Linked DNA regions of Mus musculus: region 2 is linked to region 1. The links are chromatin loops, found by intact Hi-C in ENCODE. Cell type or tissue: gastrocnemius. All regions are shown on one strand.

The links. Peaks named below come from ENCODE experiments on the same cell type or tissue, not always from the same donor. Only the 100,000 strongest peaks of a DNase experiment are listed, where the experiment ranks them.
Region 2: it touches region 1 in a loop (3-fold over the local background); 4 of 42 quality-filtered maps call a loop at or near these places.

What each region holds. Positions count from the first base shown.
Region 1 is chr13:93,608,222-93,616,221 of GRCm38, forward strand. No RefSeq gene overlaps it. Among named protein-coding and RNA genes, the nearest start is that of Gm31977, 14 kb to the left of the region's middle. In gastrocnemius, CTCF peaks have their summits at 4,910 (motif pointing left) and 6,847 (motif pointing left); DNase peaks (open chromatin) are centred at 4,915, 5,173 and 6,490; H3K4me3 peaks cover 501 bases; H3K27ac peaks cover 576 bases.
Region 2 is chr13:93,430,955-93,438,954 of GRCm38, forward strand. Jmy (junction-mediating and regulatory protein) reads right to left here. Exons shown (of 11, transcript NM_021310.3): 11 at 1-4,465. Among named protein-coding and RNA genes, the nearest start is that of Gm6109, 13 kb to the right of the region's middle. In gastrocnemius, no CTCF peak of the experiment used is centred here; no DNase peak of the experiment used is centred here; H3K27ac peaks cover 1,200 bases.

The DNA.
Region 1 (8,000 bases):
CCATTCCCACAGTGATACACTTCCTCCAACAAGGCCACACCTTCTAATAGTGCCACCCCCTGGGCCAAGCATATGCAAACCATCACAGTTATTTCTGGTACCTATCTAACACTTTTCTTCCTGATTCACCAGGTGTGAGAGCCTCTGCCACACTCTCTGCCATGCCTTCTGTGCCTTCACTCCCATAACTGTAACCACGAGCCCAAATAAATGTCCCCTCCCTCTGTCTAGTCTTTGGTCACAGTGACCTATGAGCGGGGCAATGTCCTTGTCCTCACAGGGCTTAAGGCATAGGCCCCAGGAGATACTGCAGGAAAGAAGCAGGCCTTGTGAACACTCTCCAGGATGAGAGCAAGGCTGTTTGGCCAAGTGACGTGAAGGTGGGCACTGAAGTGGGTGGATCACTTTGAGCACTGAAAAGGGACTTCTAGAAAGAGTTTCATCTGGCAGGAATGGCAGGAAGCCAGCACCTTATTGAAATCTGCAGAGCATCACATGCCTGCCTGAGGAGCAAAACAGCTCAGAGAGCTTTAGTGAATAAAGAGCACTGCCCTGTGGGGTCTGATGATGTGGCTGAGAAGGTTTAGAATAGTTGAGAATTGAGAATAGTCTAGAATGGGTCTTTATTATTGGCTTTCTGCCAGCAGTGTTCATGGAAGTCCATCACGGCAGGCCTACCTGCTCCTAATGAGGAAGAAGAGTAGAGAGGCCTCTTTGTCTTTGTTGGCAAATATTTTACATTTGCATCTCCCACGGCAAGAAAAGGTAGCACCACTAATATTACCCACAATGCCAAGGGCCTTTGGGAACACTTTGATCTTGCTTTTGTAGCACTCCAAAACCGTCTGCTTAATGTTGGTCGTGTTATGACTCTCGCGTGATATCATCATTGGTGAACCATTGATGGGACAAGGGCAGATCTTACCAAGAACCCTGGAACCTGTCAGTAATTCATTTACACAGGAAAGTTCTGTCAGGTTTATCACTTGGAATTTCTTTTTAAAATTATTTATGTGTGTGCACATGTGTGTTTTCATGTGTGTTTGCTTACACATACATGTATGCTACATGTGTGCGGGGTGTCTGCAGAAGCCAGAGGATGGTGTTGGATCCCCAGGAGCAGGAGTTACAGACAATTGTGAACTGCTTCACGTGGGTGCTGGAAAAGGAACCCTGATCCTCTGGACGAACAACAAGTTCTCTTAACCACTGAGCCACCTCTCCAGCCCCTATCATTTGGAATTTTATAGTCTAAGTGTGGAAGAACACATTTTAAAAACTTGTCTTTAATTCTTTAGGTATTGGCAGGAAAATGTGACCTCCTTGGATTTTTTGGCTGCACTCTTAGCTGCATGAGACTAGAGGAGAGGTCTCACACACACGAGGGATGTCTCTTTGTCATCTCATATGACTTCAGGCCAGCCTAGAGAGCACAATGGCATGGCCTCCATGAGGCCAGGGACACTGACTGTAGTAGCCTGTTGACCCTGTAGGCTCAGAGGAGAAGGCCTGACAGGGCAATGGACCCTGTGAGGGGTGATTGAACCACTGTGAGCAGCACTGTACGCTGGAGCAGCGATGCAGTCTCCATAATGCCATTCAAGGCCAGGGCCAGCAGAGGAACTTCTGTGGCCCGGAACCTTGACCTTGTCCTGTGTCTGACATGAAAACGTTCCAAGCTAGAGTCCCACACTAGGTAACCCATTCTCACTGGACCTGGTGACAGGAACACCTGCTGGCTAATGGCAATCATCTAGTCCCTGAGGTCCTTCCCCTCCTGGCACCCAGGGCTTCTCAGGGTAGGATGCAGGTGAAGGATAAGAAAATCAAATGCAGAAGGGGAGAAACCAGGACTGGTCCTGTGTCATCGGATTCAGGGTCCGGATGCCTCTCCCAGGGGGCACAGTTGGCAGTGGCCATTCCTAGCCTAGAGGAGGAGAGAGTTTTGACGAAGGTACCACAGGCCACCAGAAGCCATGTAGGAACTGGTCCAGGTTGGAACCACTGTCTGAGTAACCCTGAGAAGGGACATGGGGCCCAGGCAGCCATGCTGGTGTGGGCCACCAGGCTGTACTGATCTGTGCCTATGTTCTTGGGATCAGTCCAGCCTGGAGACTCTGGGAATCATCACACTGCTGAAAATAGCTCCATGAGATGGAATAATTCTGAGATTTCTCATTCCCAAACTTTCCTCTTCTTCCTAAAATGTGAGAAGCCAGCTCTGTCTCTTCCTAGGAGGACACAGAACTCTAGAGCAGGGATTATCCTCATAACGGTTTCTAGAACTACTATTGCTTATGTAAACTTACAAAAACCTCCCAGTCCTGGAGACAGACAGCTATGCTGTGAAAAGCCACAGACCCAACCCCCTTAAGAAACAGTACTTGGTTTGTACGTGTAATGGTTTCAGGGTTCTGTACCAGGCAACACTATGCTCTTATGGTGTCCCTGCCCCCCACCCCCACCCCCAATATCATTATTTTAGTCTGATGTCTGTTTAGCCAGGGGAATAATTAATTAACAATTAAATCTGCTGGAAACACACTGCCAACAGCACTCCGTAAATACTGACAATGACTGAGGCTGCTCTTTACTGGTATCATCAAATTGGTAAGAAAGTGGTGACATCCCACAGTCAGGTGTCTGAGGCTCTGTAACCTCACAGAGAAGGAAGTGACATTCAGAGAGCCAGAGGGGAGGGTGACCTATTGGACCTCTCACAAGACAGGAGAAGTCCTGGCTCTCAAGGCTCCTTTTTTTTTTTTTTTTTTTTTTCTACTTTGTTGCCCTGGTGTTTTTGAGAAATGGCCGAGACCCACACAAGCCGGTTCAGAAGTTTGTGATGTCAACTACTCCAAAGAACAGTAAAATCTCATTAAGTCCAAATAATTGGAAGAACAACATCTAGGCTGAGCTGGAGAAAGGTTTGAGCTATTTTTAAAAAAGATTCCCAGCGTCTTCCTCTCAAGGCCGTGTAGTAAATTAAAACAAATAAGTACAGAATGAGGCCGAGGAGGTCTAACCAAATTGGCTCAGAAAACAATATTTATGCACTCTATAAACAGCACATTAATAGTTTCGTGTAACTGGTGATTGCTAAAGATATTTTACGGATTTGGGGAGGTTTGTTGTTGTTGTTGTTGTTGTTAAAAATAAGCTAACTCTTTCCTTTGAAAGCTTATTTTTGCAGAGTTGGTGGTGCACACCTTTAAGCCCAGCGCTTGGGAGGCAGGCTGAGGCAGGTGAGTTCAAGGATAGCCTGGTCTACAAAGTGAGTTCAAGGACAGCTAAGGAAACCCTGCCTCAAAGCAAGCAAACAAACAAACAAACAAACAAGAAAGTAAAGCTTATTTTTATGTAAAAATGTACATAGGAAACTCACACATTTAAAAGTAAACAGAGGTCAAATAACTCATTAAAGCTATCATGACTTTAATGGTATATAGATTAATCAAATTTAATGACAAACTATAAAGCTAAACTAAGAATCAAATAGAACTGAGAGACTCCCATTCATTATCCCTCCTCCTCCTCTTCTTCCTCCTCTTCCTCCTCCTCTTTCCCCCTCCTCCTTCCCTCTTCCCCTCTTCCTCCTTCCCCTCCTCCCCCTCCCTTCTACCCCTCCTTCCCTTCCCCCTTTCTCCTCCATTTTCTTTCTTTGTTGTTTTGAGACAAGGTCTTCCTATGTAGCCTATCAGCCTCAGCCTCCCTCAGGATTGGAATTCTAGGGATACATCAGTACACTCAGTGTGTTCAATTTTCATCACTGAGAAAACAAACAACCACCAACAAGAGTAACCCAGAATGGCCCAATTAGGTTTTTTTTTTTTTTTTTTTGAAAGCAGCACAAATTCTTTACTACACATTAAGGATAGCCACTTTCGTCCCAAGAATCTTGCATGATCATCCTAAGCAGCCTTGACTTATCATAAAAGGATAATTATCAGTAAAATACAGTTTGGCTAGTTTTCCTCTCTCTTTCTCTCTCTCTCTCTCTCTCTCTCTCTCTCTCCAGTTTAGTTGTGTTCCACTGGGTCAGCACTATTTCTGTAGCTCACAGCAGTACAATGATGACATCTGTCTCCTTCATTTTTTACTCCCTTTTTTTCAGTCTCCAAGGCCAACAGAGTGCCTCCAGGTGCTTAGAAACCAGAAACATTTGTGGCTGTTACTTCTCTCCTGTGTCGCGGGTGTCCTGCCCTACCTACTGCCTTTGTGACAAATCCTTGCATTTGAAAGTCATCGATGTTTTGCTGTTTTTAAGAGGCTGAACATTCGTTAGGAAGATGTTGAGAAACTTGAGACTCTTCATCCGGTAGCTTTTTGTTTTGTTTTTTTGTTTTTCGAGACAGGGTTTCTCTGTGTAGCCCTGGCTGTCCTGGAACTCACTTTGTAGACCAGTCTGACCTCGAACTCAGAGATCCGCCTGCCTTTGCCTCCTGAGTGATGGGATTAAAGGCGTGCACCACCATGCCCGGCTCCGGTAGCTCTTTAACACAAGATCGCGCGTGCCTACCCCTGAAGCAGCTCATGGGTGCTTCTATTTTCCTTTTTTATTGCTTTGGTAGGCAGCTTGTGGGAAGTCCAGAGTGGATGAGGGCATGCTGTTCAGTAACGGTGGCTATTTGGGAAAACAATCTGAAAAGTTGATAAGCACGTGAGTGTGCTCACAGCGGGGGAGAATTCTAGGGAATCTGGTTGGAGACATATAAGGCTTTTCTTGCTGGGTTAGCTGTCCTGGATGTTATCCAAAGATTCACATGTCTTAGGACTAGGGGGAAAAAAACTGCCCAAAACAAAAAGGGATACAGACATTTCTGCCAAGTAACATGAATCTATGCCCATGAAATAGCTCTTGAAAGCAAAGCCAGGGCTTTTCAGGTCTTCCCTGCTGGTGAGCTGCTGCCCCCATCTGGAAACGTTGGGAACTGAAGTTTTTTATTTGTTCCAGGCCAGGTCTCATTCTCTAGGGGCTGCCTTTGTCCTGTGCAAATGTGTTTTTGCTGAAGTTTGAAGAAGTGCCATAATCTGATAAGTTTATTCAGTTTCTGTCGAATCCGAATAACTCCAAGGATTTTTATTTCCCCGGGTCGAAGATGTCTCCTTAGCTTCGGGAACCATCTGTTCTGGCTCCACTCTCCTAAGAGGCTAAGTTAACCACCGCATCCTCCTTGGCAGCCCTGAACTAGCAAGGAGCGCTTCCTGACTTGGCATCTTGCCTAAAAGTATCTGCCCTTAAAAGGTAGCGTTTGGACTTTGATGGTCAGGACTTGGGCTCTGATTCCACATTGGAAAGAGAGGCCCCTTGGTCTTGCAAACTTTATGTGCCTCAGTACAGGGGAACGCCAAGTCCAAGAAGTGGGAGTGGGTGGGTAGGGAAGTGTGTGTGGGGGGGGAAGGTATGGGGGACTTTTGGGATAGCATTGGAAATGTAAATGAAGAAAATTCCTAATTAAAAAAAAAATCTTTAGCCGGGTGGTGGTGGCACACACCTTTAATCCCAGCACTTGGGAGGAAGAGGCAGGCAGATTTCTGAGTTCGAGGCCAGCCTGGTCTACAGAGTGAGTTCCAGGACAGCCAGGGCTATACAGAGAAACCCTATCTCGAAAAAAAAAAAAATCTTTATACTTAACTCAAATAAACTCTTAGGCCTTAAATGAGCCTTCTCTTTTAATGAGTTCTGGGAGCAATATGCGCTTGGAGGAGAGACTGAGTATATATTTTTTAAAGTCAGATGGAGAAGCCCACCACTAGGAGCCAGTGTTGATATACAGTTCAAGAATAGCTTAACCATCGTCGTTCCTTCTGATGACATTTTTTAAATCAAAGGATAGAAAAATGATGAAAGGCTATGATATTCTGTGCTGTAATAAAGTTCTGGAAAGGATATTAAAGGGAAATACATTTTTCAGAGTAAGACATCTGGAAGTCCAGTAGCCTTTCTATCATCTAAGATGGAAAAATACTGAGCTTGCTTTGAGAATGTAAGAGAGATAGAAGATAGCAGTTGGCAAAGAAAACCAGGTTGGGCTCTAAATGCATTAGCTCTGTATTCTGGGAGCAGGGAATTAACTGCTAAAAAATTCTACAAGTTTGTTTTTTTTTTTTTCCAACTTCAAACACATTATCTGTTTTAATATTCTAGCATTCCAATGAAGTAAACAGTGCTGCTATTTTTTATAGCTGGAGAAATTGAGGTGTAGATATTTTGTACAGGACTAGAATTACAGAGCCACAACGAGTCAAGTGGAATCAAAACAGCCTCATGTCTCATTTGTCTTTTTTATTGTTTGAAAATTGTATGCACAGTCCACTCCCTCCCAGCTCCTCCCATATCCCCGTCTCTCAACTTCATGCCGTCTTTTTAACATCCACTGAGTGCAGTAAGTGCTGCCAGGACGTTGTTGGGTATGGAGCGGGGGGGGGGGGGGGGGGGGGGCAAAGGCAGGAGCATACAAATGACTGGCCTGGCAAGGTCAGCCCCCCTCCCCCACTCCACTGGAGCAAAGGTGGCATGAATGCTGGGAAAGTAGCCAGTCACTTCCTCATTGGACTGTGGAGTATTCAGTCCCAGAGTAATTTATCTCACTCCCGTCTCCCTAAGGCTTAGGTATCATCAGGAAACAGGGTGTGGAAAGAGTGAAGCAACTAGAGGTAGTACCAGGAAAGAGTATGACTTAGCTAGGATTCCTTTTGCTTTTCAGATCTGTTTTCCTTTTTTAAAAAAAATTTTTAGGGCTGGTGAGATGGCTCAGTGGGTAAGAGCACCGACTGCTCTTCCGAAGGTCTGAAGTTCAAATCCCAGCAACCACATGGTGGCTCACAACCACCCGTAATGAGATCTACTGCCCTCTTCTGGTGCATCTGAAGACAGCTACAGTGTACATATAATAAATAAATAAATCTTTAAAAAAAAAAAATTTTTTTAGTTTACACTGTAGCTGTCTTCCGACACATCAGAAGAGGGCATCAGATCCCATTACAGATGATTGTGAGCCACCATGTGGTTGCTGGGAATTGAACTCAGGACCTCTTGAAGAGTAGTCAGTGCTCTTAACCACTGAGCCATCTCTCCAGCCCTTAGTTAGGATTTCTACTGCTGTGATAAAAGGCCACGCTCAGAAGCAATCTGGAAAGGAAAGGGATTATGTCATCCTTCAGCTCATAGTCCTTCATCTAGGGAAGTCTAGACAGGAACTCAAAGCAGGAAGCTAGAGGCAGGAACTGATGCAGAAGCCAGGCAAGAAGACTGGCTTACTCAGTTTTCTTTCTTACACATCCCAGGACCACCTTTCCAGGATTGGCACCACATACAGTGGGCTAGGCTTTCCCACATCAATAATCAGTAAAGAAAATGCCCCTTGGGCTTGCCCACAGGCCATTCTGATGGGGGCACCCTCTCAGTCCAGGCTCCCTCTTCCCAAATGACTAGCTTGTATTGTGTTCACATAAAACTAGTTAGAACAGCAGTGGTTTCTGGATGCAACAGGCAATGGCACATATTCCTTTACAATAGTTGTGATCACGTGTGAAAGACCTACATAAGATCAATCCAGTCGAAACTCCCAGCATGAACGTGGGAGGGACTCATGAAGTCCCACCCCTAGCTGAAGCGGTATTGGCAATGGATGCCTTCTGTGGGAGAATCAGTTTTCTTTAGGGATTTGGCCCCAATAAAGCTACTCCTGCTCCGGTAGATGGCCTTACATGTGCCCACATATAAAGTCTGGCCCTCTGAAAGAGAAATACATTCTCTTAACCACTGAGCCATCTCTCCAGCCATGTCTTTTAATTAAAAAAAAATTTTTTTTATTTACTTATTTTTTTGAGACAGGGTCTCACTATGTCGCTCCAGCTGGCTTGGAACTTGATAAGGGGACCAGGCTGGTCTTGAACTCACAATCTCAGCACCTTGAGTGCTGTGAATAAATGCACAAGCCACTATGGGCGCAACTGTGAAGGACTTCTCTTGATCGAATTATTTGAAGTGGGAAAACCTA
Region 2 (8,000 bases), 180 kb before region 1:
CTAACACCCATGCCTTTAGTTTTTAAACATTTCATTGTCTTCCCTACTCATTTCCAATACCCTAAATTGGGCCACTGTTAACTATAAGTGAATCTACAAAAAAAAAAAAAAAAGAAACTTCCCCTTGCTCTCAAAACAAGTGATTCTCTGAGGGTGGAAGTGAAGCAGCTCTCATGAACACTTTAGCATGTCATCCTCAGAGGTAATTTCTCTATATGCACCTTACAGTGGCCCCAAAAAATTTGCTTTGAAGAGAGGGTACATTTATAAACTTGGAGCTCAATCCATTAAGTCATATAAATGCCACATTGTATATTTACTGTGGACAAAACAAAAAATTTAAAATAAGAACATCTTTAACATAACTCAGGGAACATTTAGTGGACTGTCTCTCTCATTGTCTCTCTCTGCATCAGGACTGCCTCCTACCTTTAAAAGCTTCTGTTTACACATGGGATAGTTTAGATAACAATATAAACTCATTTTCTGGGAAAACCTTTTAAGTTACATTACATAAATAGGCTAAAAATACCATCGCCTCCTATTTCCAAGCAATTAGGCAGGATTTTAACATGCTCTAACATAAAGTTCAGGCCTCACGACTGCAGTCGTGAGGCCTGAACACAGTGTGCTCAGCAGTAAGGTGCTTCTGCTTTCTCACCCTCTTCCATCTAAAGTCTTGATGGTCACTGGCAACACCAAGCACAAATAAAATGTTCAATATGCACATTTAGCTTTATATAATCATTTATATTCAGTGCAAAGATGAGGAAAAATTAAAGGTCTCCGCTTTCCCTGTCAAGTGCTTGCATCTTAAGCAATAGTCTGAAATGTCCTGCAGTTGGTCAGGATCTATACTTATTTTACTGGTAAAATGTAAGAAAGCTCAAAACTCCCTGACAGGCCCACTAAAGACCCAAAGTCACTGTGCAGATTGATGTCTGTTGATGAGTGTATTACAAGGCTGGACTCAAAATATTGGTTTAAATAAATACAAACATATTCTGTGAGTGGATTCCATAAAGAAGTCTCAGGGAGTCTAGAGAATGCAACTGTATCAATGTGCGTGCCCCCATGCCATGTGGATGCTGTCATTCTATATCCTACTGAATTCTAATTCTTAGTGTGTGGTGTCTGCAGTACACCGTGCAACTTACCACATTCTAGGACTTACTGTGGCACCAAGGATTGTTCGACATTCATATTTATACAAATGAGAACCCTCTGAACGTTCACACACACTGTAGAGTCCACAAAGTGTTCACTATACTACACCAGTATCTTTTAAAAAATGGATTTTGCAACAGGTGTAGTCGCACATGCCTTAGTCCCAGCACTCGGGAGGCAGAGGCAGGCAAATCCCTGAGTTTGAGGCCAGCCTGATCTATAGAGGGAGTTCCAGAGCAGCTAGGGCCACATGGAGAAACCCTGTCTCAGGAATGGGGAGGGGGAAGAAAGTTTTAAGTGCATGATGAGCAACTAAGGAATGATTGTTTTTATGCTGTCTCATGAACTTCATATCCCTATATAAAGCACTCTTTAACTAGGGTCATTGCTTAGACCCTAAAATCCTCATTCGCCAGCAATTTCTTACTACTAAAAACCAACTAGGACCTTTAACCTAGAGATATCTTTTCTATACATAGCACATCGGCTACTATACATTATTTTGGTTGTATCGGGGACATATTTGAAATTTGACATTCAAGTATGAATAATAACACTAGATTAAGCATCTAGTTAACTCCTGCTTTCCCATCTTCAGTATAAAACACTTGGGAACAGCAAAGACAAGCAGTGTCTGTGGATACTGGGCACCGTGGAAGGCTAACTACACTGGGAACTGGAAACATTGACTGACTGCCATGACAACTAGACACATGAATGAACTCTGAAGGCCAGAGCTTATCACTTATGGTCTGATGACTGCATCTAAAATTAAGCAAAACTTCTGTGTCTAGGAAAGTAAGGGAGAAAAACCACATCATGCTTATTGTCATTTTCCTGGGGCCCTAAAACCACTTTAAATTAATGAGGGCTCACCTGGTGATTTGATGAACACATGTATACTAGTTATTTTAAATTATATTATTATGAGTAACTCCAATGTGTGTGATTTTGTGAAGTAAAAATCTTTTCTTGAGGATTAAGAAGCCAATGCTAGAGATGGAACATAAGGTGTTGCACTTTACTACTGAGCCATGCTCCAGTACAAAAACAAGACTCCCGAGGCAGAGAAGCTGGCATGTTGGGAGAGAATCATTTACTTGAAAACAGGCTGAAGGCTCACTCCAGGCTGTAATCTTGGATTGTCAGGATGTGCTGAGAGCTGCTCATTGTCCCAGTTCATCCCCACTTACAAAGCCCAGGCACGTGGTGCTAAACAGAGTACAACACAATGGCTTTTGATAAATTATATTTCATATTTTCCTATAGTTTAAAAAAAGGGACTGGAGAGATTGCTCAGAGATTAAGAGCACACACTGCTCCTTCAAAAGACCCAAGTTTGGTTCCTAGTAACCAAGCCAGAGCCTCTGTACATAGTTTACATAATTTAAAGTAATTTTTAAAATGAATCTTAAAAAAAAACAAAAACCAAAAACAACCAGGGACGCAGGCATCTTGGTGCATACCTGTAAGAGAGGCAGAGAGAAGCAGACTGCTGCAGAGTGCCTGGCCTGCACAGCAAATCCTAGGCCAGCCAGGGCTACACAGCAGGGCCTGGCCTCAGAAGTAAGTAAGCAAAGAACCTGAATATATAATGCATCGATGGATAGATCTGTAAATATTACAAGTTTATAAACGATGGCTGATTTTTAGAACATTTGTAAGTTTTGAAGCTTTTCAAATATTTCTTTATCTAGCCAATGACTCTTTGGGTTAAACACATTTTGGTGCTTTACTGGGGGTATAAAGGACACACAGATCATCTTAGAATGAGGCTTATATATCAGAGCTCTTTTAATTGTTGCGGACAAGATGTGTGAATTATGCTTGGACTAAAACCAATATATAAAGTAATTGCTACATGAGCTCCCAGTCTCATCAATAAACATGAATGTTTTAAGTGCAAAAATTTGGTTTTCTATAACCCGTTACAAGAATCTTTTTCATAATTAAAGAAACACATCTCTTAAAAGTGACCAGGAAGCCATGTTCCTGGAGGAAAACTATGGCGGGCATTGAGAGGCTTTCGCTTCTGGGAAGATTCTGGGCAACGCCGGGAAAGAACTTTCTACAAATGAAGTTCTTTTTGGTATTTCAATTCCTCCATATAAAGCACACACTACAATGTACTGTAAACTGGGTCCAGCATATCTGCCCTCATGCATGTTCACATAATCAAACCAATGACAATCCCTGCCGGCCCCGTTCATAAATGGACCCTTTAAGATACAGCCAGGTCAGCATTGGATCTACACATGTGAGTTTAAAGATTTAGTGACAGCAACAAACGTTCTCCTAAAGTTCTATACACAGAATAAAAAAACAAAAAACAAAACCACTAAAATGCCAGCTGGAGGCTTCGGGCCCAGCTGCCTTCTGGACCTTTACTGAATACATGCTCCTCACCACGGAGCATAACAATAAAAACGTAACCGGGTGCACGGCTTGTAATTTGAATCCCCACTGTTGAATCCTGCTTTTTTGATTCTCAATAGGAAAGTCTTGAGTTATAGTAATCAAGCAGTAGTTCAAACAAAAAGACTAAAAATAACATTATCAAATTACAAAGCATTGCTTCTCATAAACAGGATGCACATAAAATTCAAACTATTCTAAATTCAGAATTATGAAACGCTATTTTAAAAGCATGGAAATTTTAACTTCAAATTCTTACAAAATGTAAGACTGTGGCCTCTTAAAAATATGCCTTGTTAAATGTGTCGTGTTCTGGTGCACACATTGATAGGTATATCTCCACTGGCTTCTCAGATACTGAACTTCTCTGGAGATGAATAATGTGGAAATTTTAAGTGCATTTCATGGTTTTTTTTTAATTCCTGACCATAACTACCTTGATCAATGTCTTCTGTAGCATGTCTCTCTGTCTCTACAAGCTGACATGGAAGCGGCTGTGCTTCAGCACAGATCTTCTCAGTTCACTGAAAGATGAATCCCAAAGTAGCTCGTACAGCAGACCTCTGCCAACCCAGTGTTCTTCCAATTCATAGCAATGGGACTGGCCACTATGAGATTATGATTGGGCAGATGGGGAGGAGGGGTGGGGAAGGAACAGCCGTCTCCAGGAGGCTTGTTCTCTCTGCAGTCGGGAACATTGCACTATCAATGAGAGGGACTGGACAGTAGTAACCTCCCGTTTGTGCTTCCTTTTTCAAACCACTTTGTCAATATACTCAGGACATAATGGAATCCAATTGTGGGACCAAGAGCTTAGATTTTTTCCCCAAAGGAACCAGAGCCAGTCTTCATCCATGGGTATTTTTCTTCTCTCTTAAGTCACCTGTTTGCAAACAAAATGATACAATATTAGAACAAAATGCCTGTAGGACATAAGTCAGTTCCCTCCCACTCTTGGAAATACCTTCAATGCACACTTGTTTTAATAGTCACCTATGTGGTAATGGTATAGGGTTTCCTTTAAATAAAATGTTTATAATTTTTAAGTTAGATGTTATTTTATGTGTATGAGTGTTTGCCTGAGTATGTCTAGGTACCATGTGCATTCAGTGCCTGTGGAGGCCACAAGAGGATGTCAGATCCCCTGTGACTGAAGTTACCTACTGAGCTGCCATGTCGGTACTGTGAATTATATACAGGGCCTCTGGGAAAGCAGGCGATGATCTTAACAGTTGAGCCACCTCTCCAGCCCCATGATGTTTGTATTCTTAAAGTAGTAAGAATAAAAGTCATTTCATATAGATTTTGGTCACTATTTTTTTTTTCCATTTTTTATTAGGTATTTAGCTCCTTTACATTTCCAATGCTATACCAAAAGTACCCCATACCCACCCACCCCCACTCCCCTACCCACCCACTCCCCCTTTTTGGCCCTGGCGTTCCCCTGTACTGGGGCATATAAAGTTTGCGTGTCCAATGGGCCTCTCTTTTCAGTGATGGCCGACTAGGCCATCTTTTGATACATATGCAGCTAGAGTCAAGAGCTCCGGGGTACTGGTTAGTTCATAATGTTGGTCACTATTGAGAGTGTTGGATTCCCTTTTGTTTCTGCTCCTCTTAGGAAAGTAACACCCATTAAATGGGTGTCTTTAAACTTCAATACAGGCAGATAGGTTTTATCAACTGGCCTATTAGAGGAAGTTTAGATAAAAACCATTCTTTAAATATACACCAACAAGAAACATGTTTCTGAAGTTATACATGGGCACTGAGTATCTGAAACATAGCTTGTGTGACTCAGAAGCTAACCAATTTTAGACTATAAGGCTCATATTTTTCCAATAAGTATATTTTTGTTTTGATAGGATACTTCACTGAGATGTGCTAGCAGGAATTACAACATAAAAACAGCATCTGAATCAAAACCTGGGTTTTGGGGCCTTAAATCTAAAAGGCTAAGTGCAGAGGGGTAACTATTCAAAATGTTATGTCACCTGCATACTGAAAGGTATTGTTGTAGCCCCTGTCAGATAAACATTATTAGGATAAATTTCTTGTGTTCCCTTTTCTGCAGCTTTCTTAGAATGATATATGTGCCCCATTTTCTTTTCACAGTTATACTTAGAAGTTTGAGAAAGGGCTGGAGAGATGGCTTAGCGGGTAAGAGCACTGACTGCTCTTCCAAAGGTCCTAAGTTCAAATCCCAGCAACCACATGGTGGCTCACACCATCGGTAATGAGATTTGATGCCATCTTCTGGTGTGTCTGAATGTACTACAATGTACTTACATATAATAATAAATAAATCTTTTTAAAAAAAGATGAAATTTGAGAAAGACCCTACATGAGACAAATCAGAACCTTGTCATAAATTATAATTCTGTCTCATGAAGCTACTTCAGGACACTGTTAGCCATGGCTATCTCTGGGAAGCCTTACAGTAGGATGAGGCAGAGCAACATTCATCTTTCAAAAGGAACTCTAAAACTTTCAAAGGTGTATAGATCACACATCTGCTGATTGTTTCAATACTTTAAGAACTACCAGCCCCTTGCAGTCCCTCACACAGTGTCCTGACACTCATGGCCAGACATGTAAATCACCTCAGCTGAAATATACAGATGCTGAGGCCCTGCCTTACGTGTCAGCCAAGACCTGGTGAGATGGGAGAAGACAAGCATGGAAATGCTGGCAGAAGCTGCCGTAGCAAAAGAACTAAGGATAGCGAGCGAGCAGTGGTGACTGGCTGAGATACACGTGTAAGCAGCAAGAGAAGCCACAGGAGACATAGCAGGAGCAAGAACAATAAAGAGGGAGGTGATACATGAATATCTACTATGGAAGAGACTCTAGGAAGACAACCCGAGCCTCTGAATATCAACACACTAATGAGAAACACTGAGGTCTGTATACTCCTCTATGTTTCTTAAGAAAATAAATGCCAGTCTTTTTTATAAAGTACAGTATAATATACACATATGTGAGCAAAACAGTTGAAATCAGGGCCTCTGCACACAACAGCAATAAAGGGAAACACGGGGGGAAGGCAATGCTCAACCACATGCCGGAGAGAGTGTGATGTTAGCCTGTGTGTGAGCTTGAGGGGCACGGTGCAGGGAAAGGTGTTTTCCGAATGCACCTCTAGGTCCTAAAGTAACAGGTAACAATCCTTTTAGGAGTAATGCTTTGTTTGAATACTTCATATTTTATTGCACCAAGTTTTAGAAATCCATGTGCACTTGCATATACATTAAAAATCCACTTAGATTTGGAGTCAGAGACAGGAATCCACACTTAACAAGTGCCTAAGGCTAGTTCATAGACTCCTACATAGTCAAGGACCACGGTACACACCCTCTCATCCTAAGATGACCCTGTATACATCCCTGCTAAAATTTATTTTAAAAATGAAGCTTTCCCCCCAAGCCCCATGAGACAAGATCTGTCTGTAGTCTTTGCTGTCCTGGAGATGACTATGTAGACCATGCTGGACTGAACTCAGGGATGCTTCCTCTGTCTCTAAATGCCTGAGATTAAAGGTGTGTGCCACCACACCCAGGGTAAAAAAAAAAAAAAGCTGTCTTGTCTATATCCCCTCTAGAAAGAGTGCTCCCTCTCTCTTTGGGGTTTGCTTGTCTGTTTTTGTTTTGAGATGGAGTTTGGATACATAATAAACGCTGTCCTCAAAGTCCTCAATCCTTTAACTATGTAACTAACTTATGACATATGCCATAATCACTATTCTTTTAATGTAGTGTAATTTGTGCTAATAACCTTTAATGTCACAACTCACAAAGACCAAGGCAGATGAGAAGGGAGGCAAAGACTAGCCTGATCTATATATCTAGTGGCCAGACCAGCTAAAGCTACAAGATGAGATCCCATTTGGTGGGGAGGGGGGTACCCTGCAGGGGTGCGCAAGCAAGCAGCAGATTGCAAGAATTACAATGCATGTGTGTAAACAATTATACTGTACACAGGATTCAAGTTGTTTATAACTTATTTATCAATGTAGCTATAATGTTTATTATAGACAATGAAGAATGGCTGAATAGTTTTCAATATTTAGAAAGCTATATAACCAGACAACTTAGTAATTTTCTAGACTGAGAAAACTCCCTTATGGGCAGCTAAGAAAGGATCAAAATTCAGTAAGCCTAACTTAAGTAATTCAGTTAAAAAGGCTTTTCTGGTCAAGTTAAAAATAAGACTATATCTCTTTACTTGGAATATAACTACACTGTAGATATTTTTAACGAGCAAGATAGAAAAAACACACAGCTAGAAGTCTTTTAAAGGTGCTTTCCAGAGTTGGAGAAATGGCTTAATGATTCAGTGCTCTTGAAACCCTGCAAGAAGACCTGAAAAAGATACCTAGACTATATGTCAGAGGGCTCACAACTGCCTGTAACTGTATC